3 separate regions of the Homo sapiens genome follow, and regions 1 and 2 are each linked to region 3. Evidence: chromatin loops called from intact Hi-C (ENCODE). Cell type or tissue: Calu3. All regions are shown on one strand. Each heading gives the region's core, and the rest is flanking DNA. Links, peaks and the distances in the headings are about the cores only. Region 1 overlaps C12orf50 (chromosome 12 open reading frame 50). Region 2 has its middle 76 kb from the start of C12orf50. Region 3 holds the start of MGAT4C (MGAT4 family member C).

What was found. A loop is a pair of places that touch in the nucleus more often than their neighbours do. Peaks named below come from ENCODE experiments on the same cell type or tissue, not always from the same donor. Only the 100,000 strongest peaks of a DNase experiment are listed, where the experiment ranks them.
Region 1: it touches region 3 in a loop (5-fold over the local background); 4 of 110 quality-filtered maps call a loop at or near these places.
Region 2: a loop joins it to region 3, with 5 times the contacts of the local background. A loop is called at or near these places in 3 of 110 quality-filtered maps.

What each region holds. Positions count from the first base shown.
Region 1 is chr12:87,990,840-88,001,521 of GRCh38, reverse strand. C12orf50 (chromosome 12 open reading frame 50) reads left to right here. Exons shown (of 13, transcript NM_152589.3): 4 at 3,332-3,487; 5 at 4,876-4,953; 6 at 5,035-5,148; 7 at 6,779-6,889. Among named protein-coding and RNA genes, the nearest start is that of C12orf50, 33 kb to the left of the region's middle. RefSeq lists an enhancer at 5,637-5,696. In Calu3, for the core only: a CTCF peak has its summit at 5,739; a DNase peak (open chromatin) is centred at 5,741.
Region 2 is chr12:87,947,633-87,958,314 of GRCh38, reverse strand. It overlaps the pseudogene RPS4XP15. Among named protein-coding and RNA genes, the nearest start is that of C12orf50, 76 kb to the left of the region's middle. In Calu3, for the core only: a CTCF peak has its summit at 4,869 (motif pointing right); a DNase peak (open chromatin) is centred at 4,864.
Region 3 is chr12:86,251,841-86,262,522 of GRCh38, reverse strand. MGAT4C (MGAT4 family member C) reads left to right here and starts at 6,132. Exons shown (of 5, transcript NM_001351288.2): 1 at 6,132-6,284. It overlaps LOC105369877 (a long non-coding RNA gene), which reads right to left and starts at 510. Exons shown (of 3, transcript XR_001749240.2): 1 at 1-510. In Calu3, for the core only: no CTCF peak of the experiment used is centred there; no DNase peak of the experiment used is centred there.

The DNA of each region.
Region 1 (10,682 bases), core at 1,830-9,829, 1.7 Mb before region 3:
CACTTTCCAACTCATGTCTATGAGATGTTCTAAGACATCAGACGAAAACTGCAGACCAAACTTTTCCTATGAATATAGACACTGAAAAATACTCAACAAAATTCGATTACACTAAATCTGACAGCTTTAAAATGGGATTATATTCCATAACTAAGTGAGATTAACTCAGAAACAAGGTTGGTTTAACTTCCCAAAATCAATTTCTGTAATAATAATAATAATAATAATATACCCACAATAATATAATAAAGAGCAAAAGACACATGATCATCTTAACAGATGAATAAAAAACAGTTGATAAAAATTTGACACACATACGTTATAAAAAATATTCCACAAGCTAGAAACAGAAGAAAACTTCTTCAACCTGATAAAGAATATATATGAAAAATCCACAGCTGATAGCATACTTGATGAAATACTGAAAGCTTTACCCCTAAGATTGGGAAGAAGACAAGGTTGTTCATTCTTGTCATTTGCAGTCAAGACAGGGAAATTGTTGCAACATCATCAGCTAAAAGGCTTCTGTATTGGAAAGAAAGAGCAACATTATCTCTATTTGCATATGGCATGATCTTTTATTTAGAAAATTCTAGAAATCTAAAAATTATTAGAAATAAATTTAGCAACATTGCAGGATACAATATTAATATACAGTAATGGATTGTGTTTCTTTACAGTAGCAGTGAACAAACTGAAAGTGAAATGAGAAAAATCCCACTTACAATAGCATCAAAGAGGAAAAAATATTTAGGAATTAATTTAACATAAGATGTGCAAAGTTTATATTCGAAAACTACAAAAGATTGTTGAAAGAAATTAAAGAAAACCTTGAAAAACAGAGATATCCTTGTTCATAGACTGACTTTGTGGTTGGTATGCCAGTATTCTCCAAATTGATCCACAGGTTTAATGTAGAATTTATCAAAATCCCAATGGACCTATTTGCAGAAATTGAGAAGCTGATTCTAAAATTTATATGGAAATTTAAGGGACCCAGAATAGTGAAAAAAAATCAGGAAAATGGAAACCAAATTTGGAGGACTTACACTTCCTGATTTCAAAATCTACAAGTTACTACAAAACTGAAGTAATCAAGACTATATGGACTAGCATAAAAATTGATCTATATGTCATTGAGACAGGATTGTAAGACCAGAAATAAACTTTTATATCAATCAGTTTATGCTCAATTGATTTTCAACAAGGGCATATAGATCATTCAATGGGGAAAAGAATAGTATTTTCGACAAATGGTGCTAAGACAACTAGATAGTCACATGCAAAGTAATTAAGTAGCACAACTGCATCACATCATAAACAAAAATTAACTCAAAATGGATCAAAGAACAATATTCCATTTTGGAACATTGGATCACTTTAAAAAGGAAATCCACACCCATTAACGGTTACCTCTCATTTCTTTCCAATGAAACATTGGATCACTCCAAAAAACAAACTCACATTCATTAACAGTTACTCCTCATTTTTTTCCAATTCCCAAAACCTACACAGTCACTACTTTACTTCTTGTTTCTATAAATATATCTATTTTTGATATTTTGTATAAATGGAATCATATAATATATTATTTTTTGTGAATGACTTTTTCCTCTTAGCATGTTTTCAAAATTCATCCATGCTCTCACATGCAACAGTACTTTATTACTTTTTATAGCCAGATAGCACTCCATTCTATGGATATGCCACATTTTATTTATCCATTTATCAGACAATGGAAATTTAGGTTGTTTCCACTTTTTGACTATTATAAATAATGTTGATATAAACATTTGTGTACAAATGATTACATTTGTATAATATAGACATATATTTTCACACCTCTTGGTATGTAGCTAAAAATGGAATAGATGGGACATGTGATGACTCCATATTTAACCTTTTGAGGAACTGCCTAATTGTTTTCTAAAGTAGCTGCAGCATTTTTCATTCCCAACTGCAGTGTACAAAGATTCTAGTTTCTTCACATCCTTGACAACACTTGTTATTGTCTTTTTAGTAAAGAAATTAATCATTGTAATCGTTGTAGTATGAAGTGATATCTCATTTGGTTTTGTTTGTTTTTGTTTTTGTTTTGAAACAGAGTCTTGCTCTGTTGCTGAGGCTAGAGTGCAGTGGCATGATCTCGGCTAAATGCAGCCTTAACCTCTCAGGCTTAAGTGATGCTTCCACCTCAGCCTCCTGAGTAGCTGGGACTACAGGTGTGCGCCATCACACTTGGCTAATTTTTGTATTTTTTTGTGGAGATAGGGTTTAGCCATGTTGCCCAGGCTGGATCTTATTTATTCTTTCTGTGTCACCTTGGGGTTCTGAGTGTTTCTTCATTATCTGGCTGAGAGGGCTGGGAACTGCTTTCCAGCAAAATCTGGGACTTGTTGGCAGGTGTTATCATGGCTCACCCCCATGTGCCAGGGGGCTGGCTACTTTTCATTGACTGCTTTTTCTTTTGGTGTCATATCTAAAAAACTTTTCATGACCTAAGGGTTCTTCTATGAGTTTTATAGTGTCAGATCTTTCATTTTGTTCTTACATCCACTTTGCATGAATTTTTGTTTCTAATGTGATGAAGTTGTGCAACTTAATTACTTTGCATGTGGCAATCTAGTCGTCCCGGCAACATTTGTTGAAAATACTATTTTTTCCCCCATTGAATGGTCTATGTACCCTTTTTGAAAATCAGCTGAGCATAAATTGATTCATATAAAGATTTAGTTCTGGTCTTGCAGTCCTATTCCAATGATACATCGATCTACTTTTATTTTTATGCTAGTCCAGATAGTCTTGATTACTTTAGTTTTGTAGTAATGTCCATATAAATTTTAGAATCAGCTTCTCAATTTTTGCAAATAAGTCCATTGGGATTTTGATAAGAGTTGTATCATACCTATAGATTAATTCGGAAAATATTGCCATACCAAATACAAATCAGTCCATAAACAAGGATATCTTTCCATTTCAACATTTCTTTAACTTCTTTCAACAATATTTTTATTTTATTGAAATAAGATAAAAATCTTTTTCAATATATATATTTTCAGAATCTTTTTCAGAATATAAATTTTGCACATCTTATGTTAAAATTAATTCCTAAATACTTTTTTCTCTTTGATGCTATTGTAAGTGGGATTATTTTTCATTTCATTTTCAGTTTAATCATTGCTAGTGTGTAGAAACACAATCCATTAATGTATTATTATTGTACACATTTTAAAATAATATATAGTTAATTAGGAGGGCAATGATTGATTGTTACATCTACTTATCATCACATATATCTTGAACAGACTGAAATGTTGCATTTTCTCTGCAGATATCACACTACAGAAAGAAATTCAGGAAGGAATTCCACTCCAGTCCCAGAGTCAAGAACCTCTGAAACCTCAGGAAAATATATCACGACCCATCCACCATCCTTTAGTTTTAAAAACTAATTTTGAGGAAGAAGAGGAAGTAGATGAACAAAATGGTTAGTAGAACTTTTTTCAGGTTTACAATACACATTCAAAAACCTCACATTTTTTACATATGTGTTTAACTGTAAAGGTTTATGATGTAATATATAAGGCAGATTTTGCTGAGAAAATAACTATAATTGTATTAAACTAATTTAATTCATTATGTTCTAATTTGCTACATATTTATGATCTTTTGGATTGGAAAGTTTTTGTTGTACGATAGCTGGGAGACAGATCTGATGCTTAAGTATATTTAGGTGCTTCATATACACCATGGAATACTATGCAGTCATAAAAAGGATGAGTTCATGTCCTTTGCAGGGACATGGATGAAGCTGGAAACCATCATTCTCAGCAAACTAACACAAGAATGGAAAACCAAACACCACATGTTCTCACTCATAGGTGGGAGTTGAACAATGAGAACACATGGACACAGGGAGGGGAATGTCACACACTAGGGCCTGTTGTGGGGTGGAGGGCCAGGGGAGGGATAACATCAGGAGTGATACCTAATGTAGATGACGGGTTGATGGGTGCAGCAAACCACCATGGCATGTGTTTACCTATGTAACAAACCTGCACGTTCTGTACATGTATCCCAGAACTTAAAGTAAAATGTATATCTATATAAATGTATATATATAGATATTTATATATCTACAGATGCTTATAGAGATACTAATAAGCTATGTTTTTTATATATGTTTCTAAAACATTGATGCACAAGTGTATCTGTTTATCTACATATGTATTAATAATATATCAGTTTCACATTTAATCCTGGAAGTTATAGAGATCTATGTAGTAGTTAATAATCTATAAATCACTGTCATCTGCATTATTCTAAGTCATCCTCACAAGAGTATGAACAGGCTTAGGACCCATGTCTTTTGCATTTTAGTTCATCCTTTGCCTCCCATATCAACCCAGCACAGTGGTGCCAGAAAGTGTGTATATACAAGATAAACATGAAGAAAAACTCTCGATCTGTCTTTGTGCTGGAATATGTCCTTCTATGGACTACGGGACACCATAGTTTCTGTGCTTAGGAGTACACTGAGCTATTTATTACTATTTCTGTGTGCTGCAGCTCCATGTCTCTCATGCCTACATCAACCTCGAAATAAACATACACCATCTCAACATTGAGTCTGTACATTCAGCGTCTCATTTCAAAGTACATAATACATAGCCCTTTGTTTTCTCTTGACATTGTTTTGAATACTTAAAATGTAGCAATTTGAAACATGTACTAGTATGTAAAATTATTGATTTTAGAAATATAAAAAAGTAATCTATCCATGAGAACAGTATTTGGGGTTTTCCTTTCTGGTTTATAAATTTTCAGATTAATTGGCTTTGGGACAATTTAATTTAAAAAATCTATATCCTATAGATGCTTCTAGTTTATGGACAAAGACCCCTGAAGAAATTGAAGAAAAAAGAGCAATAAAGGAGATGTGTTATAAATCTGGTAAGAAATCAAACATTTTTGTATTTTCTAATACTTGATGTGATAAATATACTAACCATTACTTTTCTTATGGTTGATTAGGGGAATACTACAGATTTCATACTCCTCCAGATATTTTGTCATCAAAAAGCATGACACCTACAGCAGAAAAACAGTTAGAAAAGCCTTTGGAAAATGGCAGTGAATTGCAAGAAGGTAAGAAATGAAAAGGCAGCATTCATAGTGATCTATAACATATACTTGGTGTGATAGACTGAATTATTTAGTATGATGTACAGAAGAATAAAGTGATAAATAATACATCGTAATTGAGCACTAGAAGAAAGTGTTTGTATTGGATGACCCAAAGCTGCTATTAATGGGATTATGTTATCCTAGAGAGGTGACAGAATGAATAGACTTCATTAACACGTAATGACACTACACACTCCATGGGGTAATGCTGTAAATAATTTGCTTTTACCATTTTATTTGTCTTTGAAATAAATCCCCCTGCCAAAGAGGTCTAGATTTTTCTTTCTGAATAGAAAAGTAAGACTAGCCCAAGAAGAACAAAAGAGAGATCACAGAATGACACTAGTGGCAGAACAGAGATTATTTGGTCATTGAATGAAAGTCTTCTGTGGACCAGACTATTTCAGAGGCCATGCTGGAGAACAAATCGAAGGCTCTGCTTTTTATGGCGCTTACCTTTGGAGAATCTGATTTACTGTGGATGAACATCTGCAATATGTTGTGCAAGTCTGTTTTGTAGCGAACTATTCAAACGTGGCGATAGGTGGCAGCAACACACCATCAGACGGAGAAGAGCCCGCAAACCTTGGGAACCATATAGGGAAGGACAGATTGCAGGCCAGCACTGCTCAGAGAAGAAAAAACAAAAGGAAACAAAAACAAAAGAAGAAAACAAGTTAGCAATGAACATTAAAAAGGGCAGATTATAAAGACAATTATATGTACTTTTGCTTTATATTATGCTTTAAAAGGCTGTTTATTTTTAAATAGTTTTGGTTAATTCCTATATACCCTTCACCTAGATTTCCTTCAAACGTTAGCATTTTACCACATTTGAATTTTCACTCTCTCTAAATATACACATTGTTATTATAATCTTCTGAATTGTTCGAGAGAATAAGTTACAGACATGATACCTCTTTGCTTTTACATTAACTGTAGTATAAATATAAAAATCAGAAAATAACCACTGATAGAATATCATTTATAACCTTCTTTTCCCACAAATTTTACCAATTATGCCATTAATGTGCTTTATAGTAAAATAAATTTTTTCCCCTAGTCTAGGATCCAATCCAGAATCACACATTGCATTAGGTTGTCATGTCTCTTTTATTTTGCTTTTAATAGTTTATTTTAGAAGAAAATTATCCAGAAATGCATGGGGAAAGCTGAGAGTATTATTTAATTATCAGTGTAGTTAGCATTTTGTAGTCAATAGTGACTCTAATACTTTTTATCTGATTGTTCATGGTGAACAGATAAAATCAAAAGTAATATTACAAAATTCCTTATATGAGAAACATATCAAACTAGATATATTATGTATATACAATAGTGTTAGATTGCTTACAATTTTTAATTGCCATTGAATAAATAATCCAAATAGGAGAATATACTTGCTTACTTCTTTGTTGACACAGAATTTAAAACTCATGTATTTATTAATTTATTGTTTATCAGATCACTGTGCAAACAATACTTGCATTAACTTTAAAGCTTTTTTACTTTCATCATGCATTCTATCATAAATTTCTTATTTAAGCATCTAATAATTTCTGGGGTGACTTTTTTTTCTTCTTATTTCTAGGAGATAGTCTTACAGTTCCGACAAAACTTAGCCAATATGAAAGGCAAGGTGAAATAAAAACATCATTGCATGGGAAACCAAAGACTGACATTGCTGCTTTTGAAAATGGAGGTGAGTTAATTTATTACTGATTGACCCTGAATATATCACCACATAATAAATGAGTCTGAATTTTATCTTTTACAACTAATTTTCTTTTTTTGTCCATGTCATGTTTAACACAAGAGTTTGGAGGTATATCACAAAATCAGTTGCTTTCAGAGACCAAAATCTCTGCCAAATACCTTGTGCGAATTTGTGTTCAGTGTATAAGACATTCCATTTTTCATATTTTAATGAGAAACCTGTGTGTGTGTGTGCATGTATGTGTGTGTGTGTGTGTCTGTGTGTAGGCTCAACTCCAGACTATAATGAATTCAGGTGTTATGTATGTGCTGTAATATACTATAACAGAGCTATAAATGAAGGAGGCACTTAATAAATCATTTGATTAAGTCTACTTTTTATTTATCTACTTATTTATTTATTTATTTATTTATTTATGAGATGGAAGTCTCACTTTGTCACCTAGGCTGGAGTGCAGTGGTGCGATCTCGGCTCACTGCAACCTCCATCTCCCGAGTTCAAGCTATTCTCCTGCCTCAGCCTCCTAAGTAGCTGGCACTACAGGTGCGTGCCACCACACCCGGCTAATTTTTGTATTTTTAGTAGAGACGGGGTTTCACCATGTTGGTCAGGCTGGCCTCAAACTCCTTACCTCAGGTGATTTGCCCGCCTTGGCCTCCCAAAGTGCTGGGATTACAGGCACGAGCCACCGAGCCCAGTGGACTTAAAGTCTACTTTAAAGGAGCTATATTCAAATATATATCATTTGTCATCACATTCTAACTGTGTATTATAGCTTAAATATTTTGGAACTGCTTTTTAGCATAAACATGTTGGAAAATCTGTCCTTTGACTGAAAATTCCAAGCGTTTGTTTTGAAAATATATAGAGATTTTGTGGGGAGGTTGAAAGGTGTGGCTGATGGGAAGAATGTGTGTGAAGAGTAGGAAGGAGGTTGAGAGCAGGTATCAGTAAGTACCAGTATCTCTTAGGCATATTGGTGATACTTTCTGCTGTCCTGGTGTCAGCCATTTTCTTCTGTGTGCCCCCCACTGCCCTTTTTTTTTGGTGCTAAGGTAATTTGATTATTTTTTCTCCTTTCTTACATCTGCAGCAGTTTTAGTCTAGCTGTTTTAGTCTAGCTGTAATTGTTTTAGTCTAGCTGTAATTGTTTGGTTGCCTTGAAGCAATAAGTTTTAGCTACAAATTAGAAACACTGGCAGTCTCTCCTAACGGAGTTCCCACTGTCTATTTAACCTATATAAGTGGGATCCACTTAACCCGAGCAGTTCTAATCGAACAGTTTGTTGAAATATCATTAAATCAGATAGCTTTTTTGGTTAATAAAAGGTTATTTTTAACCATTGATAGACTAATGGTTTCATATAAAAATAAACTTTCCTTCACGTTGTAACATTAATAATATATTACCTACTTTGTTGGGAGTTAGAAAATGTGAGAATGTCATTATACTGTCATTAGCCTAATATTAATAATATTGTTAGAGTAATGAACTAGTTGAAAAACCATACTAAAAGAATATTTAAAAAATTCCATTATCTGGTATACTAAGTTCTGGTATAGTCAAGCTTATTGATTTTCCAGGCATCATAATGTTCTCTGTGTCACTAGATAAAATAATCTTCTGGGTATGTGTATATGATAGATATATCTAAACATATTTAGGCTCCTGCATTCATAAGACATCTTTGAAATGAAGATGATCAAAACTGAAATTATAATTAATGAATTAGTATTCATTTCAAGAAAAATACTTGAGGCATTGTCTTGTCTTAATATTATTTTAATGTGTTATTGCACTTTAATAAAGTTCACAGATCTGAAGTGAATAGCTTGTTAAAATTTTACTTGTGTATGTATCAATATAACCATATTTATGGTACTCCAGATGGCTCTTTCTCTCCAAGTCAATAGTCTTCTCCCAGTGGTAACCAGTACTCTGGTCGCTATTACTATAGGCTAATTTTGCATTTTTTGACCTTTATATAAGTGGAAATATACAGTTTGAACTCTTAGTTTGGATTCTTTTACTTAATGCTCTTTGTATTAGACTGATCCATGATGTTGATTGTAGCAGTAAATCTCTATAGATAGATAGATATATACCACATATATACACACATATCTACATGTAAGACATATACTGTATATGTGTACATATATATGAAAACAAACGTGGGCATTTCTCTCTCTATGTATATAGTATATATATACACACAGTTGATACACACACAAACACACACACAATTGATTCTTGTTATTCCTGGTTGCTATATATAAAGCTGACATGAACACTGAATTAGCAAACACTGAACCATTGCTCCTCGGGGAACTATGTACACACACACATATACCTACATCTCACACAGATTATAATCTTAAATCGTAGAAATTACTCATCCTGGTATATTCTGTTTTCCTTATTTTACAAAAGAGAAAACAAAGTTCAGAAGTCTTAAGTGACTCTCTTGAGGTTGCCTCACTAACAAGCCTCAGAACTGGGACTCAAACCCCTTCCACCTCTCCCCAGAGCCAGAGCTTCTTCCACCATGCTGTGCTGCCCTCTCCTGTCTCCAGCCATTCTCTGATCATCTCTGTATGAACTGAAATGAGAATGCTGAGCACTGCCATTGTTAGACCTCAGCTAGGAATGTGCGGGTCCAGCAACTCAAAATTTTCACCACTCTGCGTACGTTTGCAAACAACAAACAAACATAAAAACAATGCATGAAAGCACCATGAGTATTGATATTGGGATTTGACAGACAATATTTCCAGTTTGGGACTATTATTAACATTCTTGTACATGTCTTCTAAAGGCCATATGCACACCTTTTCTTTGAGATTAGCTTGCTCTGTATCCTTACCCACAATTAGTATTTTCAGTCCTTTAACTTTAGCCTTTCTGGTGAGTGGCTAGTGGTACATCATTGTAGTTTTAATTTGTATTTCCTTGATGACTCATAATGTTAGCACCTTTTCATAAACTTATTGGCCATTTTGACTTTCTCTTTTGTCTGGTGCATTTTTAAGTCTCTAGCCCATTTAAAATATTTTTTTCTTATTGACTTCTCTAGATAAATCTGGATACTTTCTGACAACCTACTGTCCTGTTCACTAATTCTCTTCCTCTCTGCTCTTTAATCCGTATTTTAAATTCTAAATTTCTATTTGACCTTCTTATTGATTTTCTACTTAAATTCTCCATCAGTTCTCTATTTTGATAATGTTCTTGTTATTTTTTGCAACTTCCTGTTTGATTACGCTTGGATATCTTTCATTTTCCTCAGGTTTTTGCTCAATTGTCCTGTCTTACTATGCCTTCTAATATTTTATTTGATGCTGAACAATATGGATAAAAATTACATAGTGTATGAATGATGTTATTTCTCCACAGAGAAACTTTTCTCCTGGCAGGCAGCTAGACTATCAGCAGACCACCTTGATTCTGTGAAGGACTAGCTTTGGGCTTTATTAGGGATGATGCCGTAGATGATACATTATTTTTCCTTTCTTTGAAGGTATAGTCCTTATTCCTCGGACAAGACCCTTACCCCTAAAGCATTGCTTTACTGGGTTATCAACTGAGACATGGGATGTTCACCAAGATACCTCTACTCTGGCAAAGCTCGAATGCCAAATTTTACCTCCCAAGCAGTATGTAGATGCTGAAATCTCTGACCAGTTTTTAGCCTCCCAGATGCAGTTTTTGCTTATTTCCTAGGGTTCCACACTGTACCTGAAAAGTATGGGAGTCAGATAACAGTTTAAAGGGAGT
Region 2 (10,682 bases), core at 1,553-9,552, 1.7 Mb before region 3:
TTCCATGTTGATGCTTTGCAATTCACAGAAGCAAGATGAGTGATTAGGATTATTTTTCAAAGTAAAAGATGCTCTACCATTGACAACAGGATCTCTTTAAAGTGGGCAAGTTGGTCACAGGATTTGTATGAGTTTACTGTTGGTTGTAAAAGGAGGCAATTGGGCCAGATAGATGGATTCATAGCTGAATTCTACCAGCTGTAAAAAGAAGAGCTGGTACTAATTCTACTGAAACTATTCTTAAAAATTGAGGAGGAAGACTCCTCCTGAGCTCACTCTATGAAGCCAGCATCACCTTGATACCAAACCCCAGCAAAGACAAATGAAGAAAGAAAACTACTATATTAGGCCAATATCTCTAATGAACATAGACAGAAACATCCTCAAAAAATCTAGCAAACGGAATCCAGAAGCACATTACAAAGTTAATTCAACATGATCAACTAGACTTCAGTCCTGGGATGCCAGGTTGGTTCAACATACAAAAATCAATAAATATGATTGACTCCATAAACAGAATTTAAAACAAAAACCATACAACTATCTAAATAGATGCAGAAAAAGTTTTTGATAAAATCCAACAACCGTTTGTGATAAAAACCCTCAAGAAACTAGGGATTAAAGAAACATATCTCAAAATAATCAGAGCCATCTCTGACAAACCCACAGCCAACATGATATTGACAGGCAAAAACTGGAAACAATACCCTGGAGAACTGGAATAACTCCTACTCAACATAACGGTGAAAGTCCTTGCCAGAGCACTCAGGCAAGAGAAAGAAAGAAAAGGCATCCAAATAGGAACAGAAGAAGTCAAATGATCTCTTGCTGACAATATGATTCTATAGGTAGAAATCCCTAAAAACTCCAATGAAAATATCTGGGAACTGATAAATAACTTCCATAAAGTTTCAGGATACAAAATCAATGTACAAAAATCAGTAGCATTTCTATACATCCAGTAATGTTCAAGCTGAGTGCCAATTCAAGAATGCAATCCCATTTACAATCACTGCAAACAAAACAAAACAAAACAAAACAAGAACAACAAAAAAACACCTAGGAATACATCTAACCATGAAGGTGAAAGGGCTCTACAAGGAGAACTACAAAACACTGCTGAAAGAAATCATAAATGACAGAAAAAAATGGAAAACATTTCATGATCATGGATTGGAAGAATCAATATCATTAAAATGACCATACTACCCAAAGCAATCTACACATTCAATCCCATTCCTAATCAAGCTACCAATGTCATTTTTCACAGAACTAGAAAAAAGTGTCCTAAACTGTTCTAAAATTCATATGGAGCCATGGAACCTGACCAGCTGGAGAAATCCTATGCAAAAAGAACAAAGCCAGAGGCATAACATTACCTGACTTCAAACTATTCTATAAGGCTACAGTAACCAAAACAGCATCGTACTGGTACAAAAACAGACACACAGACCAAAGAAGAAGAATAGAGAATCCATAAATTAAGTCAAACACCTAATCTTTGATAAAGTTGACAAAAATAAACAATGGGGATAGGACTCCCTATTCAATAAATGGTACTGCGGTAGCTGGCTAGCCATATGCAGAAGAATGAAATTAGACTTCTACTTTTTAGCATGTAAAAAATTAACTAAAGATGGATGAAAGATTTAAATGTAAGACCTCAAAGTATAAGAATCCTAGAAGAAAACCTAGCAAACACCATTGTGGACATTGGCCTTAGGAAAGAAATTATGACCAAGTCCTCAAAAACAATTGAAGCAAAACCAAAAATCAAGTGGGATGATTACACTAAAGAGCTTCTGCACAGCAAAACAAACTATCAACAGAGTAAAGAGACAATCAACAGAATTGGAGGAAATGCTCGCGAACTGTGCCTCCAACAAAGGTCTAATATCCAGAATCCATAAAGAACTTAAATCAACAAGCAAAAAACAAATAACCCCATTTAAAATTGTAGACAAAGATAAGTAGGCAAAAGACACGAACAGACATTTCTTAAAAGAACACAGACAAGGGCCAAAAAACATATGAAAAAATGTTGCACATCAGTAATCATTAGGAAAATGTAAATCAAAACTCCTATGAGATATCATCTCAGGTCAGTTTGGGAGGCCGAGGCGGGCAGATCACGAGGTCAGGAGATAGAGTCCATCCTGGCTAACATGGTGAAACCCCGTCTCTACTAAAAAAAATACAAAAACTTAGCCAGGCGTGGTGGTGGGCGCCTGTAGCCGCAGCTACTCGGAAGGCGGAGGCAGGAGAATGGCGTGAACCCAGGAGGCGGAGCTTGCAGTGAACCGAGATAGCACCGTTGCACTCCGGCCCGGGCGAAAGAGCGAGACTCTGTCTCAAAAAAAAAAAAAAAAAAAAAAAAAAAAGTCAAAAAACAACAAATGCTGGTGAGGTTACACAGAAAAGGGAGCTCTTATACACTGTTGGTGGGAATGTAAGTTAGTCCAGATACTATGCAAAATAGTTGAGATTTCTCAAAGAACTTAGAACTACCATTCAACCCAGCAATCCCATTACTGGGTATATATCCAAAAGAAAATAAATCATTCTACCAAAAAGACACATGCCCTCTTATGTTCATCACAGCACTATTTGCAATAGCAAAGACATGAAATCAACCTAGGTACCCATTAATTGTGGATTGGAGAAAGAAAATGTGGTACATATACACCACTGAATACTACATAGCCATAAAAAGAATGAAATCATGTCCTTTGCAGCAACATGGATTCACCAGGAGGCTATTATCCTAAGTGAATTAATGCAGAAACAGAAAACCAAATACCATATGTTCTCACTAATAAGTGGGAGCTAAACATTGGGTTTTCATGGAGATAAACATGGCAATAACAGACACTGGGGACTACTAGAGGAGTGAAGAGGGAAGGGGGACAAGGATTGAAAAACTTTTGAGTATTATGCTCAGTACCTGGGTTATGGGAGCAATTGTACCCCAAACTTCAGCATCACACGATATACCCAGGTAACAAATCTGCACATGTTCCCCCTGAATCTTAAATGAAAGTTTAAATTATTAAATAAATAAATAAATAAAAGAAGGGAACCATAAACCATCTTAATTCCCATGGTTCTCAGGAATCCACTGGCAAACTGTGAGTAGGCATTAACCAGACATTTAATTATAATAAGTTTTGACCATGATAAATTCAGGGGACTGTGACAAATTCAGGGGGAAGGATGAAGCATGTTAGCTAGATAGCAAGAGAGGATGTATTAGTCTGTTCTCACACTGCTATAAAGAACTGTCTGAGACTGGGAAATTATAAAAGAAGGAGCTTTAAATGACTCAGTTTTGCATGGCTGGCGAGGCCTCAGGAAGCTTACAACCATGGCAGAAGGCACCTCTTCACAAGGTGGCAGGAGAGAGAATGAGTACAAGCAGGGGAAATGCCCTACACTCATAAAACTGTTAGATCTCGTGAGAATCCATTCACTATCATGAGAGCAGCATGGGGGAAACCGCCCCATCATCCAATCACTTCTCACAGGGTCCCTCCTAGGACATGTGGGGATTATGGGAACTACAATTCAAGATGAGATTTGGGTGGGCACACAGCCAAACCATATCGGGGGGATGGAGTAGAGTTTGCTGTTTTATGATGGGTAAGGGGGCTCACTTATAACATTTTGAAAGGAGTCCTGTGAAGGAAGTGGGGAAGCAAGTTATACAGGTATACCTAGTAGTATTTCTAGGTATAGTATTCCTAGGTATACCTAGGGTCAACACATTCTGAGCAAGAGGGAACAGCAGGCCAAGCACAGTGGATCACTCCTGTAATCCCAGCACTTTGGGAAGCCAAGGTGGTTGGATCACCTGAGGTCAGGAGTTCGAGACCAGCCTGAACAATATGGTGAAACCCTGTCTCTACTAAAAATACAAAACTTAGCCAGGTGTGGTGGCCGGCGCCTGTAGTCCCAGCTACTCGGGAGGCTGAGGTGGGAGAATCGCTTGAACCCGGAAGGCGGAGGCTGCAGTGAGCCGAGATTGTGCCACTGCACTCCAGCCTGGGTGATAGAGTGAGTCTCAGGCTCAAAATAAATAAATAAATAAATAAATAAATAAATAAATAAAATCAATTTAAAAACCCCAACAAACAAATAAACAAACTAAACTAAAAGAGAGAGTGTGTGTGTTGTAAAAGAGGAGGTCAGAGCAATGGGTTGTGGAGGCAGGTCAGATAGGGATTGTAGGCCAAATTACAGACTTCAGCCTTTTCTCTGAGAGGTGTGGAAAGCAATTTCAAGTTTTGAGCAGTCATGCCGCAATCTGCTTTCCATTTCTAAAGAACTACAGTGGTTGGTGAGGCTTAGAGACTCCATGTGGGAGGGGAGCCATGGCCTTAGGGAGACCAGTGAGAAGGTTGTCACCGTAACGCTAGTGAGAGAACTCATGTCTTGGTAGTGATGACAAGGGTGTATTCCAATTTATTCAGTAGGAGAACCCACAGGTTTTCTCATAGATATGCAGGATGAGAGAAAGAAAGAGGTCAAGATTAACTCAAGGCTTTTAGTCTGAACAAATGGAAGGTTGGAGATGAGGAGTGTGGAGTTTGGTTTTGACCTGTGTCCACTTTGAGATGCTTCAAAGGGAATTCCTATGATGACAATTGAAAATGCTTATATCTATTTTAAGTATTCATATATTTAAAAGTTCCTAAACCTTAATTCTTATATTCAGTTCTTTAATTAAAATACAAATATTTATTTATTGCTGAGCATAGACGTCTTATCAAATTTCACTAATAGAAGAGGCAAAGCCCTGAAGAAATCTTGATAAGAAGATAAAAACAAATAAGTGAGGAAAGATATCAGTGTGCTGAACACTAGAGGGCAGGACGATCACAGGAATAGAACACGAATCTAGCAAGCATTGACAGTAAAACATTTTATTTGGGTACATTTACTTCTAACTCACTGACACTAGCAGTAGGAGTCTTCAGAAATGAAAATAAACAAATCATAACCTTTCATCAAAGACAGGTTTTAGAGAGAAAGAGTAATTTATTTCAGTTTATAAGGGTCCACAGAAGCTCTGTTGTCGCTGGGGGCTTCTACAGTTTTTGAAAATAAAAGCATAAAGCCAGAGGAAGCAGGGGACACTCCAAGGCATATTGTTCTCTTGATGCCCTTGTTGAAATCATGCTGGCAGCGATGATTGGCATTAGGGTAGAGAGGAGAGCAGCCCAGGTTGCCCCAGTTCAAATTTGGTACTCCTCCCAAGGACTAGGCTGCAGCTTTGGTGTATGTGCCTCCTCACAAAGGTGACGTTGCTGCCCGAGGCCCTACTTAAATCAAGTGTAGCTGTTGGGGCCAGCAGGTCATGAATGCTTGCGTCAGGAATGACAATCTTCCTTTTATCCAGGGAATAAAGAAGGATGCAAGAAATAAAACAAGAAAAGAAATAGGGCACAAAGGAAGAAAGAGCAGAGTTGAAGCAAAACTAATAAAACCTGAGGATGAGAAAAAAAGTTTACATATTTGAATATGAGTGAAAGAGACACATAAAGTTGTGTAAAACTGGTAATATATTGATTCTTGTTAAAAAATTAGGTAGCTGCTGACATGGATAAATTGTCAGGAGCTAACTAACTAGTTTTAAATTTGAGATGAGGAGGATTATGTATTGGAGAAATGTAGTTATTTTGGCAAGTTGAAAAGGTGTGTGTGTGTGTGTGTGTGTGTGTGTTTGCCTGCATGTGTGTGTGTGTGAGAGAGAGAGGGAGAGAGAGAGAAACAGTTTCTCCAAGTACTGCTTTAGCTTCATCCTCTATTAAACTGCTATTTATAGCTAGAAATATATTCAATCAAGGTATATTTCTTGACAATGGTATTTACAAATATAATGTTCATAGGATGATGTCATTATGTGTAAAAAATTACTGTCTTGCTTTCTCTTTGGAATAGAGAAGGATATAAATATTTCTTTATACCATTATAGAGGGATATTAGGACATAATAATCTACTGCCCTGAAATCTTGAAGGACAATAGACTAAATAGACCAAAAAACCGTGAAGGCAAATTATGAACGTGTACTTACAAAGTACCATAACTACTAAAACACATTATCTGCACTCACTCAAAGGTCCCCATTTTTCCCTTACTTTATTCATCTGTATAATCAGTTACACATTGTTTCTCCCTTCAATCATATTTCCCTGTCTCTTCTAGACACAGAATTTTGAGGCTGAGGTGGGCGGATCATTTGAGGTCAGGAGCTCAAGACCAGCCCGACCAACATGGTGAAACCCTGTCTCTACTAAAATATAAAAATTAGCTGGGAGTGGGGGCAGGCACCTGTTATCTCAGCTACTTAGGAGGCTGAGGCACGAGAATCACTTGAACCTGGGAGGCAGATGTTGCAGTGAGCTGAGATCGCGCCACTGCACTCCAGCCTGGGTGACAGAGTGAGACTCTTCTCTCTCAAAAAAAAAAAAAAATTTGGTATAAATTTCCCCAGATGCATTTGTTCTTAACCAGAAACAATTTTGCTCCCCTAGGGAATATTTGGCAATGTTTGGAAACATTTTGATTGTCTCAATTATGGGAGTGTTACTGGCATCTAGTGGCTAAAGGTTGCTGTTAAACATCCTACAATGCATAGGACAGCCCCCATCCCCCACAACAGAGTTGCCCAGTCTCAAATGTCAGTACTACAAAAGTTGAAAACCCCTGTCACAAAGTGTTATTTAAACAATAAAAAACTATAATGTAAGTGTTATTAGGCCTGGGATGATCGTATTTCTATAAACACTGAACCTGGTAAACAAACCACAGGAGAGAGAGAAAACCTTCCCAATGTTCCCCTTTTATAGTTGCAAGTTTTACTCCTTTTGGAGTGGTTCTTGGTTTCAGAATGTTGTTTTTACTCTTTACACTTAGGTGTTAATACTTATGGACACACTCATATGTCCTTTCTTCGTCAGAAATTCCTGTGTCAGCGTTCTACAAGGTGTCTGTGGCCTTAGGTTCTTAGAGAGAATGTCAGATAGGTTGAGCTTTTCTCCTCACTCCTAAGGATTGAAGTCATAATTAAGAAAGAACCAACATTACAGCTTGAAATCACTTTTCTCGATGTGAATACAACTTATGAAATCCCACCATTATTCTTTTCTATAATGTGCTATTACAGTAGAAGAGGGGCTACTCAGCCAATAAGATGAGATTAAAAACAAGAACAACAAAGAACAGAGTGCATAGAGCATGTGTCCAGAGTAATCAAGACTAACTTTTGAACCTCTCCAACTCTGCTCCTTTCTAGTTGAGTGACCTTGGACAAGTGACCCAGCCTATCTCATCATCTAAGTAAGGAGGATAATGAGGTGTCTGTTTTATCATTCAGCTGCATGTGAACTACTCAGTACAGTGTCTGGTATGTAGGAAACTTTCAATTTTTTTTTATTCATGCTGTATTAACTTTAATTAAGTACTAAGATCTCTCTAACATGTCTAGAGACCATTTCAGCCACTGCTCTGTTTGGCCATCAGTTTTGTCTCTCTTCAGCAATGGCGAGGTGGACACCCTTTCATTGGGGAAGATAAATCCATGGTTTGTTGCCCTTGTCAAAAACAAAAATGTCCGAGAGCTGGGTGGCAAAGCTGTTTCCATTGGCATCTTTCACATTCACCATATCAAAAGATCTAGAATGTTTCTCTCTGTTCATTATCACACCAATTCTTCCCAAGGTAGCATCTCCAGTCACAGGATACCAGTGTCAACAAGTTGCCAGTGTTCAACTTGATGCAATCTGTAATCTTGCCAGTCTCCAAATCAATTTGAATGGTGTCATTTACCTTGATGAGTGGATCCGAGTAGCAGATGGTGTGAGCATCATGAACCATCATGTGACCACAGATATTTTTCTCACTTTGCACAGCTTGTACTTGGCCTCCTCAGGTGTGGTATGATGAACACCAGAGTGACCTTTGGTGTCATACAACAGACAAAAATTCTTTTCAGTCTTATCAATGCTGATGACATTCATGAATCCAGCAGGATAGGTTATATCAGTTCAGACCTTGCCATTGATCTTAATGAACCACTGCATGCAAATCTTTCTTTTTTTTCCAACTTTTATTTCAGTTCAGGGGTACATGTGCAGGATGTGCAGGTTTGTTACACAGTTAAACATGTGCCATGGTGATTTGCTGTACAGATCATCTCATCACCTAAGTATTAAGCCGGCATCCATTAGCTATTCTTCCTGAAGCTCACCTTTCTCTCATCCTGCAACTTCCAACATGCTCCAGTGTGTGTCCATGTGTTCTCATAATTTAACTCCTACTTATAAGTGAGAACATGCAGTGTTTGATTTTCTGTTTCTGCATTAGTTTGCTGAGAATGATGGCTTCCAGTGCCATCCATGCCCCTGCAAAAGACATGATCTCATTCCTTTTTATGGCTGCATAGTATTCCATGGTGTATATGTACCATATTTTCTTTATCCAGTCTATTATTGATGGGCATTTAGGTGGATTCCATGCCTTTACTATTGTGAATAGTCCTGCAATGAACATAATGTGTTAATGTACCTTTATAATAGAATGATTCACATTCCTTTGGGTATATATCTAGTAATGGGATTGCTGCATCAAGTGGTATTTCTGCCTCTAGGTCTTTGAGGAATCGCGACACTGTCTTCCACAATGGTTGAACTAATTTACATTCCCACCAACAGTGTAAATGTGTTCCTTTTTCCCCACAACCTTGCCAGTATCTGTTGTTTTTTGACTTTTTAATTAGCTATTCCGACTGCTGTGAGATGGTATCTCATTGTGGTTTTGATTTGCATTTCTCTGATGATCAGTGATGTTGAGCTTTTTTTCATATGTTTGTTGGCCACATGTATGTCTTCTTTAGAGAAGTGTCTCTTCATGTCCTTTCCTCACTTTTTAATGGGGTTGTTTCTTTTTCTTGTAAATTGTTTATTTTATTTTATTTTATAATACTTTAAGTTTTAGGGTACATGTGCACAATGTGCAGGTTTGTTACATATGTATACATGTGCCATGTTGGTTTGCTGCCCCCATTAACTCATCATTTACATTAGGTATTTCTCCTAATGCTAACCCTCTCCCACTCCCCCACCCCACAACAGGCCCCGGTGTGTAGTGTTCCCCACCCTGTGTCCAAGTGTTCTCGTTGTTCATTTCCCACCTATGAGTGAGAACATGCAGTGTTTGGTTTTCTGTCCTTGTGACAGTTTGCTGAGAATGATGGTTTCCAGCTTTATCCATGTCCCTACAAAGGAAATAAACTCATCCTTTTTTTTGGCTGCAGAGTATTCCATGGTGTATATATGCCATATTTTCTTTATCCAGTCTATCATTGATGGACATTTGGGTCGGTTCCAAGTCTTTGCTATTGTGAATAGTGCCACAATAAACATATGTGTGCATGTGTCTTTATAGTGGCATGATTTATAACCCTTTGGGTATATACCCATTAATGGGATCGCTGTGTCAAATGGTATTTCCAGTTCTAGATCCTTGAGGAATCGCCACACTGTCTTCCACAATGGTTGAACTAGTTTACAGTCCCACCAACAGTGTAAAAGCATTCCTATTTCTCCACATCCTCTCCAGAACCTGTTGTTTCCTGACTTTTTAATGGTCACCATTCTAACTGGTGTGAGATGGTATCTCATTGTGGTTTTGATTTGCATTTCTCTGATGGCCAGAGATGATGAGCATTTATTTTTTCATTTGTCTGTTGGCTGCATAAATGTCTTCTTTTGAAAAGTGTCTGTTCATATCCTTTGCCCACTTTTTGATGGGGTTGTTTGATTCTTTCTTGTAAATTTGTTAAAGTGCTTTGCAGATACTGGATATTAGCCCTTTGTCAGATGGGTAGATTGCAAAAATTTTCTCCCATTCTCTAGGTTGCCTGTTCACTCTGATGGTAGTTTCTTTTGCTGTGCAGAAGCTCTTTAGTTTAATTAGATCCCATTTGTCTATTTTGGCTTTTGTTGCTATTGCTTACGGTGTTCTAGACATGAAGTCCTTGCTCATGCCTATGTCCTGAATGGTATTGCCTAGGTTTTCTTCTAGGGTTTTTATAGTTTTAGGTCTAACATTTAAGTCTTTAATCCATCTTGAATTAATCTTTATATAAGGTGTAAAGAAGGGATCCAGTTTTAGCTTTCTACATATGGCTGGCCAGTTTTCCCAGCACCATTTATTAAATAGGGAATCCTTCCCTCATTTCTTGTTTTTGTCTGGTTTGTCAAAGATCAGACGGTTGTAAGTTTGTGGTGTTATTTCTGAGGGCTCTGTTCTGTTCCATTGGTCTATATCTTTGTTTTGGTACCAGTACCATGCTGTTTTGGTTACTGCAGCCTTGTAGTATAGCTTGAAGTCAGGTAGCAGGATACCTCCAGCTTTGTTTTTTTTGCTTAGGATTGTCTTGGCAATGTGGGCTATTTTGGTTCCATATGAACTTTAAAGTAGTTTTTTCCAATTCTGTGAAGAAAGTCATTGGTAGTTTGGTGGGGATGGCATTGAATCTGTAGATTACCTTGGGCAGTATGGGCATTTTCATGATATTGATTCTTCCTATCCATGAGCCTGGAATGATCTTCCATTTGTTTGTGTCCTCTTTTATTTCATTCCAGTGGTTTGTAGTTCTCCTTGAAGAGGTCCTACACA
Region 3 (10,682 bases), core at 938-8,937:
CAAAAGAGAGCTATCAGGATATAAGGTCACTTAAAGAGATTTGATTTAATAAGCTAGGCAAGAATGACTTCTTTGAAAAGGGATAGCTGATCTGGAATGAGTAGAGACACCTAGATAAAAAGAAAGATGGCATGCATAGAAAAGTATTTAGAATAGAAAGCATATGCAAAGAGCCTGTGGCTGAAAGATACAATATGACTATGAGTGACTGATAGATTCAAATGGCTTGACATGTGAGAATAAGGAGTAATATGAAAGGAAGAATGGGTAGAAAGCATTCCAGGTAGAAACAACTGTCTGGATATATGAACATGCTCTGTAACAAAATAAATTATGGAAGAAATGGGACTGAAACTTGTCATTTGCGATGGAGAAGAGAGAAACACAACAGTGAGATGAGAAGGCTAGTGGAAGGTAAGGCTAGAGAGATTGTGGTCAGATCATACAGGACATTGTAAACTATATTAAATTTATGCCTAGTGTTCTAATATTGGAACGCTAAGCATGTGGGAGTTATTTATATCCTACTGCTCAATGTCATAGCCAAGATCTGATTGCAAAAATTCAAAAAATTGCAACCTGAGGCATAAATGGGTTAAAGGGGTTGCCTTTCTCCTTATAAGAACAAGAACTTCTGAAGGATTTTAAACAAGGCATGAATGTGGTGGGGGAGGGATGTTAAGAGTTTCCTTCATTTACATTCTGTAATGTGATTCTTACTTCCCTTCACTGTAATTCTTACTTCCTTACAAGGCAGAGTGAAACCCCAAGGTACAACACACTTCTGGTATGCTCTCAATTAATCATGAACTCCATTACACCTAATCAATTCAAGATGATTCAGAAGGTACTTGAGTGCCTTGATATGCCTCTTGGTCTTGGTTGTGCATATTGAAAATCAATAGAGTACGATAGATACACGGGTTGCAAAATATTGGTCTGAATCAGTCATGACATTATTATATATCTTAAAAGTTACTTTTCTCAGGAAATTGCTTCTAATAGCTTGCTGATGTTTTTTTACTAATTCAAATGAGGAACAGAAATATTTGACATTTCAGCCTTCTAGGTAAACTTTCGTTTATGTTAACTGACCAGTAAGAAAATTGGTCTGGTATATTTTATTTAAGGTTTCAAGCTCTCCCTTGACTAAGGTTTCCTTGAAACTGAAGTATGAGTCATATTCATGTTTGCATCATAGCAATTAATTCAATGTCTGGCATTATATAAGGTCTTCAATTTTTGTCTATTGAATGAATAGAAGTGAAGTTGATGCAATTTGGGTTTTTAAATATGTTCTGCTGCAGAGGTTCACCAATTCTTAAAATGTCAAATCAATTCAATACATGTTTAATGAGCTACTACTCTGTACAAGGTAGTGCTAGACAAGTATTTATAACTGCCACACAAATGTTTTAAGATGCTGCTTCTCTCAGACACAGTTTTACTTTATCATGTGCTCCATTGTTCCTCATGGTTCTGTTTAATACTTATGAGTAGCTATATATGATGTTTAATGAACAAAACCTTCATTTGAGTAGCTATATATGCTGTTTAATGAACAAACCTTTCTCTTCAATGGAAAAAAAAGGTATATAGCTTTGTTTCTGTTTCAAAGATATTTTTATTATATAAAAATATAATGGGATATGGGAAAAATTTGTCCCTTGAGCAATTACCAATTAGCAAGTACTAAATAATGATCTAAATAATTTATATAATATATTTCTCTTTTTAATAACTTTAAGAAGCCTTTGAGAAAGATCACAAGTTAGACAACATTGTTCAGGGAAGGTAAATAACTTGCTCCTTGTCATGGTGCATAAAATATACAGTCAATAATTGAACAGAAGAATCTCTGACTTACACTCTATGCTCTGATCCAATTCTAATAGTGGAGCTATTCTAGAGAAAGTAAGTGCAGATAATAACTAACTCTGCTTCATTTCCTATGGAAACACACCTTACTATGAAAATAATTTGATTTGGAGGTTTCTTTCTATTAGGAAATTGGCACATTGTAAATTATTCAATGTTAACTTTGATAAATTTAAAAATAAAAGGTAGTAGGCTTCTGGCTATTTCTGCCTATCAGGGTATGGCTGTGCCTGCATCATATTCTAATTTTAAAAGGCCCTAAGTAACCACATAGCTATTAAACAGGGTACATTGAGAAACGAGTTTAGAATTAAGACAGTACTTTAAGGGACAGATGTGCTTACTTTCAGTGGGAGCAAGGGGTTGAAACAATAAAAGGTGGGTGGGAGCCAGCTGTGGACAACAAGCGTTTTTACAAGGGCATGTTTCTCTTTTGTCTCTGTGTTTTTAATTCTCTTACCACCTAATTCTCTGCAAACATATTAATAAGTATTTGATATAAATTTTTATTTGATACTCCAACTTGTCCTTCCATTTTTTGAGCAGATTTAATTTTAATATACCCTAATGCAATAAAGCCTATTTATCTGTTAATTATGTGTCTATGTAGTAAAATAATGCTAATGAATAGTAAAATGCCTACATTAAAATTGGTTAGCTTCCTCTCACCACATTCAACAAATTTTTTTCTTGAATTACAGGTGTTACAATTGTAACAATGTTGTTCAAAAAAAGGAAAAAACAAAATAAGACTTTTCATATCTAGTGTTGTATGCTTTATGACATGGGGCTATTATGTTACTAGTCAGGGTGCTGAGTTATGAAAACTATTGAAATGATCTTATTATAGATATTTACTAATATACATTTACTGAGAATGAAGCTTAAATTGATGTCTATAGAGTGTTTTGCCCCCTCATATTAAACTTTTACACACTATTAAAGTTAAAATATTTTATATTCTCTGAACTCACAAATGCTAGCTGGCCATTTTAGTTGGAGGAATGTAATAAATAATGAGACAACGTTGGTAAATTCATTCTCAAATGCAGTGTTTGTTATTATTCCTTTATGAAATTAGAGCTATATGCAGCATTTTACTTTTCCACATGTGTATATTAAATAGAATATTCAAGAAATGACACCATCCTTTTATTTTTCTTGTAGTTTCTTAAAGTTTTAACATTTTTACATTTAGAATTTTTTTTACATTTTGTAATCAGGTTGTATTTCTTAATAATATTATTTTAGTATAGTAGAAAACAGTTACGTGTCTTATTATCAATGTTCACATCACATACACACTATCTTATTTTTGACCTTAACCCAGATACATGTGCAGACTGATGTCCAAGTATCATCAGACTTTTTTCCAAAGGACATTCTGAAAATAAATTACTGAAAGGTCTTGAAGTTTAGTATCTCTACTTTTCCAAAAGAAACACCACTAAAAAATCACAAAAAAATTTTATAAATTCTACTAATTATTACTTTCTAATGATTTCTCCCCACTGTAAGAGAATATATGTATATATATTTTCTTCTGTCCTTATGTATAAAATATACTTTGGAGTAATAAAACTGATATTCATATATGAACTATTATATCCTGTATTTATCTGAATGTTCCTGAGTGTATAAATGTAATTATTTAAAACTAAAATATAAATTCTGTCCTAATAAATAAATACAAAATTTGAAGTTGACTTAATGTATGTGATAAAGATTCACTCATTATTCTAGTCCAACGTTAGTATGAAGTATTTCTAGTACATTATCTTTTTTCCTATCAATTTTCCTAGGAATTAAAGTATAAGCCAATAATTTTGTTAATTTTTAAACAATTCAAATTTTAAATATGAAATTATTTTCATATGTAATAAGTGTATGTCCTTAAAATACTAAGTAATTCATTAGAGACTCCATCTTGTATAATATTTAAGCATTGAAATCTATATTCTTAAAAAATCTCACTGACATATTTTAATAACAAAAACCAGCTTTCTTTACTAGGTACCTTATTCACTTGTAAACAAATTTTGTGTAGGATGTGGGTTATTGATACAAAATGCCTATACGTTGATACCTGTGGAAATTGACAAATAAATAAATGAACAAACAAACAAAAATGCCTGCAGAGCCCTAGGAGTATTTAAGTTTCCCAATCTTTATATTGCTGTATTTCTCTAGGCACATTATATGTGGCATTCTGTCACCCAAACAAATGCAAAACAAATAAGAGAGGTTATGATTTCTGTGCACTAAAATCACCAGAAAATACATTTGTCTTTAAAAATTAACTGAATGTAGATAGATAGATAGATAGATAGATAGATAGATAGATAGATAGATAGATAGATTATATCCTGTTGCATGTAGAAAACATGCTGAAATTATTCTGGGAGGGTTAAAACTCCAAAACAAACAAACAAAAAAAAAATTGAGTGAGTCAGTGTTATAAATCAAGTTAATTTGCAACATTATTTTTGAGTTGAAATATTAAGGGTTTAACATATTTATATCATTATTTTGAGGGCACCAAAGTAACTCTAAATTTTAAATCTTCCATGTGTCTTTAAAATTAACGCATTTGATTGTTTTCATAACAACGATAATATTAATTATCTTATATTTATGTAATACTTTTTATTTTATATAACAAGCTTCTATGCATTGTCTCATCTGATCCCCATATCTTTATTATTATTATTTTGCTGTATGTAGCATTACCACTCTCAGTCTATACATAAAAGATGCTAAGTTACCAGAGTTTTTACAGATAGTAAGTGGTGGAGCAAGAACTGGAGGATGAATCATTTCAACCCTAGTCTAGAACTCTTGCTCCCATGTCACATGCTAACTCGCTTCTCAGAGTAATCAAATAAACTGACTATCATAAAAGTCAGAACTTGGGAGGAAATGTGAACATATGAAAGTGTATTTTCATATATTATCAACTTTTTGAACTCTTATTGAGGCCATTGAGTAAAAATAATTTTCTGTCACTGTAAATGCAGAGGGAATGTAACAAGTATTTGCCCTGAATCCATTATTCAGAAATAAATGAAACAGCATAAAGTCATGCAAGTGCACTGTTGGTGACTTTCCTTTCCCTAAAGTTGGGGTGGTTGAAGTGAATTTCCTTGCTCTTTCTCCAGGTGCTTGTACTGTTCGCATGCTGAGCTGCACAGCTTTCAAAGGGCTTGCCCTGGGATATGGCTGGGCTAGATTTAGAAGGAACTGGTCATTGAATAGCTCTGGTAATTCTTGCATCTCACAGTTATGCGGTTGACAGCTCCTTTCAGTAGGGAAAGCTTGGGTATATTTCAAGGTGATTGTAGTTTTGTCCCTCTGGCAGCAAGCTGCTGCAACCAGCTTAGCCCATTATCCTCCTCTCCCACTGGATTTAAGCCTGGGGAGAAATCTGGGGCTTTTGTCAAGATAGAAGGTAAGAGATGGATAATTATTCCCTGTGTGTGCTCAAAAAGAACAGCACTATATCATAGAGTAGCTTTCAATTACTGAAATGGGATTGTCTGAAGTTCCAGTGGCTTATAAATTACTCTTTGTAAAAACCAATATTTAACATTATTGTATTAGTGATGTGCTTTTAATATCTCTTTCATGTAATATCATGTAATAAACTTTAAGGTTTATTACATGAAACTTTGCAAACAGTGTTTAACACTCAGAGAATAAAATGCATTTCCATTTTTGTGGTTTTATTAGAAGATTTAAAAACAAATGGCTGCTCTGAAAAAATTGATTAAAAACTTCACTGTACAATTGACTACATTATAATTTTTCTCAATTTGAGTTTCTTAAATCTCAGGGGCTAGTACTGTAAAATCAATGCAAAGTAATTACAAAATTTAAAATTCCAGATGTTATGATTACATACATCTTGTCCTTTAATATCCATTCTGTCAAATACCTTTTATAAACACTGCTACTTAACAAAACACATTTGGAAAATAAAATTTTCACTAATTCTGATTAATTAATTAGGTAAATCAGTCTTAGCATAATTAGAGGGCAGTATTTTCAGTTTGTGATCCCCCAGGAGCTCAACATTACTTTCACTCTCCTTTTAAAGGCAGAAATTATAGTCAGAAATGTGCATTTCAATTTGTAGCTGACAGTTTAGGGTTAAGATATGATTCCAGGTAACAGAAGCCAATGAGAGTACACCCAGTTGATGTTTGTGACATCATCTTCCAGTCAGAGTACATAGAACAGCTGAGGTAGCGTTCAGTTTCAGCACAGTGCCATTATGATGGATGTTTACATCTCTTCATTGAGAGCCAATTATCTCGCTTTTGTGTGAGGCCCAAGGATCACTCATGCTTCCAGGCTGCACAGAGCACTGTTGGATCTAGCTGAACGAATTGTTTTCTCTGTCTCTGGTAAGGGCTTCTTCTGTTTTACCTTCTCTTTTAAAATAAAGGTAGATGTGTCTTACAGAGAAAATATTATAAGGGTCAAAAAGGATTACTATCTGGTAAGCTTTTATTCAGGAATGTTTATCATTATTTAAAGGACTATGGAGTTAGCAAAATGAATTAAAAAAAGAGCTTGCTAACGTGTACCTGACAAACTAATTTGCAGCAGAAAATGAAAGGCAGGTAAATCCGGCTTCGCTTTAGAAAAAGGAAAATACTGCTATTATAAGACCACAATTTTGAATGTGTTTTTAAAACTGTATATGTGTATGTATATCATTCTGCATCATTTCTCTATATTTTTCTATTAGTATTAAAGAATAGTGGTAGAAATGGTCAACCAAGTAGTGTTGCTGTAGACTTAAAATGAGTCAAAGTTTCTAATTGTTAAATGGCAGTTCTTTGGGACAGTTTTCCAAAGTTGCATTTATACAGGGAAAACAAAGTTTACCAAGTGAGCAAAGGCTCTGGCTTCTGAAATAAAGTTGTAGGACTTTACATTCATATTTACCATTTAAATATTTGGAAATAATAATAATGAAAAATTTTAAGAATGGATGTAAGGGTTTCTTTGTGGAATTAAGAGATATTAAAATCATTTATTGCATTTTTGTTATGCTTTTTGGTGCATAATAAAATACTGTCTTTACATAGCCAGAAAATATTTAAATCCTAAAAATATATCTTTATATTATTTAATCATTTGTCAGTAGTAACATTTATGCCTGAGGATCTTGTTATATTGTAGCAAAACAAATATATTTAGAGCTGTTGAACTGCTATGGATAGGTGATTGAATGTGACAGAGAACCTGAAAAGTCACTACACTAAAAGCTTTCAATTGACTGAGAATGTTCACATGATAACAAATGAAGAATTCAAAAACATTTGTATCCCCTCAAATGTTGTCTATTATTATGGTATAAAGTAGCATACTGTTGTTATTTTAAAGTTGGATGCAGTTATTTATGAAATAAAGCCACAGAAAAGTGTAATTAATTGTTATTTTGTTTAACGTGCTCTTTTATTTTAATAGCATCTCCATTCCTCCTAGGGTTATAAAACTTTTGAATAATGGCTTGTTCATCAAGTGTTGATGTGCTTATGCTTTTTAGATTTATTTTTACTGTGCCTTTAACATAGAATATTTCTGCCTTTGCAAACTAGTAATTTTGATAATTAAAACTCAGGATTTGGAGATTCTCGAGTTGAGCTTTAAGACAGCAGGGGTTTTTCAGCTATGTCACACTCTGTGTCTTCTGCTAGCCCAGTCCTGTTTGGCAGCTCTAGACATTACTGTTGTTCGAATTGTCTCCTTTAGTCCATTCAGGTCTGAACAAAACTAAGTTTATAGACAGTGTCAGACGTGTATTAATTAAATCTAAACAAGTGAGCTTAATGTCTCAGCCACAACAATACGTAATCAACAAAACCTCAAAAAGCTTCCAATATACATCTAGAGTCAATTTTTTGCTGAGAAAAATTTAAGTTGGTATATTCTGTGAATTTCAAAATTTAAAGTGAAATCTAAAAGTTTTGGATAATATGAGCTTGAAAGCATGAGTCACTGCTTTGAAATGAATTTTTTTTCTTTCCCTAAGTACTCTATAGTGAAGTTGAAAAACCCAGTGGTACTGACTGTGTCATTTTCACAGGTGATTAAACTTAACTAAGGGAAAAGCATTTGTCTCCTAATAATTAATTCTTTAAAAATCTATTTATATCATTCTGTCAACAATGAAGAAAATCTTATTCAGCTAATGAATGATCTAGACATTTAAATTGCATTTTTTTCTGTGTATGATTCCTTCTTTCAGTATTAGCCTTGCTAGTCACAAATGCACTACATTGATGGTGACTGCAGTGTTAAATTGCTTATCTCCTTCTTTTCCTTTGGACAACTTTATACAACGCAAGTACACGAGATATGAGCTACCTAGCTAATGGACTTCATTCATTTCACAAAAAGTTTTTTATTATTATTTTTAATTTAAGAGAGGACATCAATGATATCATAGCAATTTCCTATGCCACAAAGTCCCTAGGAAGGCTTCCCAGTACAGGGTGACATAAATAAATGATGTGTGATGTTACTTGTACTGCCCTATTCTCTGCCTCCTTTTAAATACATATGTTCTTTGTCTGACTTATGTAACCAGTATTAAGAAGAGATGGAAAAAAATAGCCATGAAAAGATACTTATTAACTCTTCTGAAGTTCTCTGCATACTCCATATGCTGGGGGTGATATATTTTTTCTTTTGAAAATGACTCCTCAAATTATGTTTTTACCTATTGCAAAATAATACTCTTTTGTATATTTTAACACTTTCCTAGAATTTAGTTTATTGTAAGCCCCTTTATTAGTTTCATGTAATGATTGAATGCACAATACTGCTTGGTTTTTTAGTTTCTCAGTTCAAGCACTTGAATGATCATGAATTCTATGCTTGTCTTGACAGTGGGAAATTCTGGGCATTCCAGGCCAACTTTTTACTTAAGCCAAAAAATATAGTAACTATGATGTCATTTTGGACAGCTTGGACTTATTGTGTGAATGTCTGGATATTTAGGTGTATATTTTAGGTACATAAATGTAATGTTTTTATGCATTTTAAAGTTTAAAAGATCTTTTTATCAACCTTGTGTATATATACAATTAATTCTTAACAATTGATATGTGATAAAGTAATTGATATTATGCAACTAAGGAAACAGAGACTAATAATTCGTAACTTGTTGCCAAAGATCACCCAGTCAGTAAGTCAGTAAATGGAGGAGCTAGGACTCAGAAACAGGTTTACAAATTTCAGTGCCCCAAATCAATCAATTTCTCTTTCTTTCTTTCTTTCTCTTTCTCTCTCCCTCCCTCCCTTAATACAGCCGGTTATCTAATCAGTCACTTCTCTTGAGTATCTACTTCGTGCCAGGCACTCTTCTAGGTACTTGGCATTTATAACTGAACAATGTAAAAAAATTCTTGTTGTTGCACATATTATTTTTTTTCTACCTGAAAAGCTCTCATCTTTAATTTACTATAAAAGTAGAATGTATTTTAAGGTGTGGCTAATTAAAACCAAAAACTTTATGGGAAATAGGAAACATAAGTTAAAGGATACATTCATTTGCATTTCTTGTGTTTCTGTGTGTCTCTAAGTTCTCAGGTATGTTTTAATCTAAAATAGATTTTTACATTATATTTGGGTTTTGTGAAAAGTCTATCAATTATTTTATAACTCATACTTGATTCTGAATGTGGTCACTGAAATATTATAAGAATAAAATAGCTTGTGGTAGATATCAAAACAGTATCAATCATTTTTGGACAAAGTTATCTTGTATTTATAATGTATGTTCAAGCAAGCTAGCTTTATTTTTATTGTCTATTTTACAATCAATTATTTGCTGGTAATAGTATGCCGAGTTTACAGTTGTTTGACTTTGGACAAGGTTCTTTATAGTATAAGTAAAATAATAAAAAATGAAGAATTTTTTTATTTTAATTAAAAACTTAATATCTCCCAAATGATAGTAGTTTGTGTTTGAACAAGCAAACTAGAGACAATTTACTTTTTAAGGCCAATTTTTTCACTGTCTTGGTAGCTACTAATGCTAGTTCCTAGGACAATGGCACTAAAAAGTGATATTTATTCGCTATTCAACTTATTTACAGATACTCAGTGATTTAAAAGAAATAAAAAGCCTAAAATACAACCTCCTCAGAGAAAACCAATCCATACGTAGAACCTATCAGTTGAAGATAAATTGTTTTTAGATAGTATCATTTAATTAGCCACTGAAGAATCTGTCTAGTGACATACATATAAATTGTACAACAAAAGTTAACTGAACACACTTGATTTGGCTCAAAATATTTTACTGTGGTCCTATTGCATAATAATAAAACAATAGCCCTGAACTTAGTCCCTTTAGTAATGCCCATTTGAAGTATGCAGAATAAGACAGTAAAATTAGAATTCAATAATTGAAAGTACGAATGTGATTTTTTATCTGCTTTCTCTCTCTGCCTCTGAAGCTATGACAAACGAATGTGCCCTTTTCAGGGGTTAATAAATTATGAAGACTTTTCCACTTCTTTCAGAGTTAGAGACAGAGAAGCTTGTTCACATTCGAACTGCATAAAATGAAAAAATAATCTAGAGCTATTAAGCAGTAGATGTTTAATAGCACTAAAGGTACTGGGCCTTGGGTTTAGCTATTTTTAACAACTTATATCCATGAATTAATTTTAATAGTGTTTTTGATGAGAAAATATAAATGGACAACAGTACTTTTTAATGCTAAATTCTGCTAAAAGCAGAGAATTTGTTGTTCAGTGTTTGATACTGGTCTCAGTGGCATG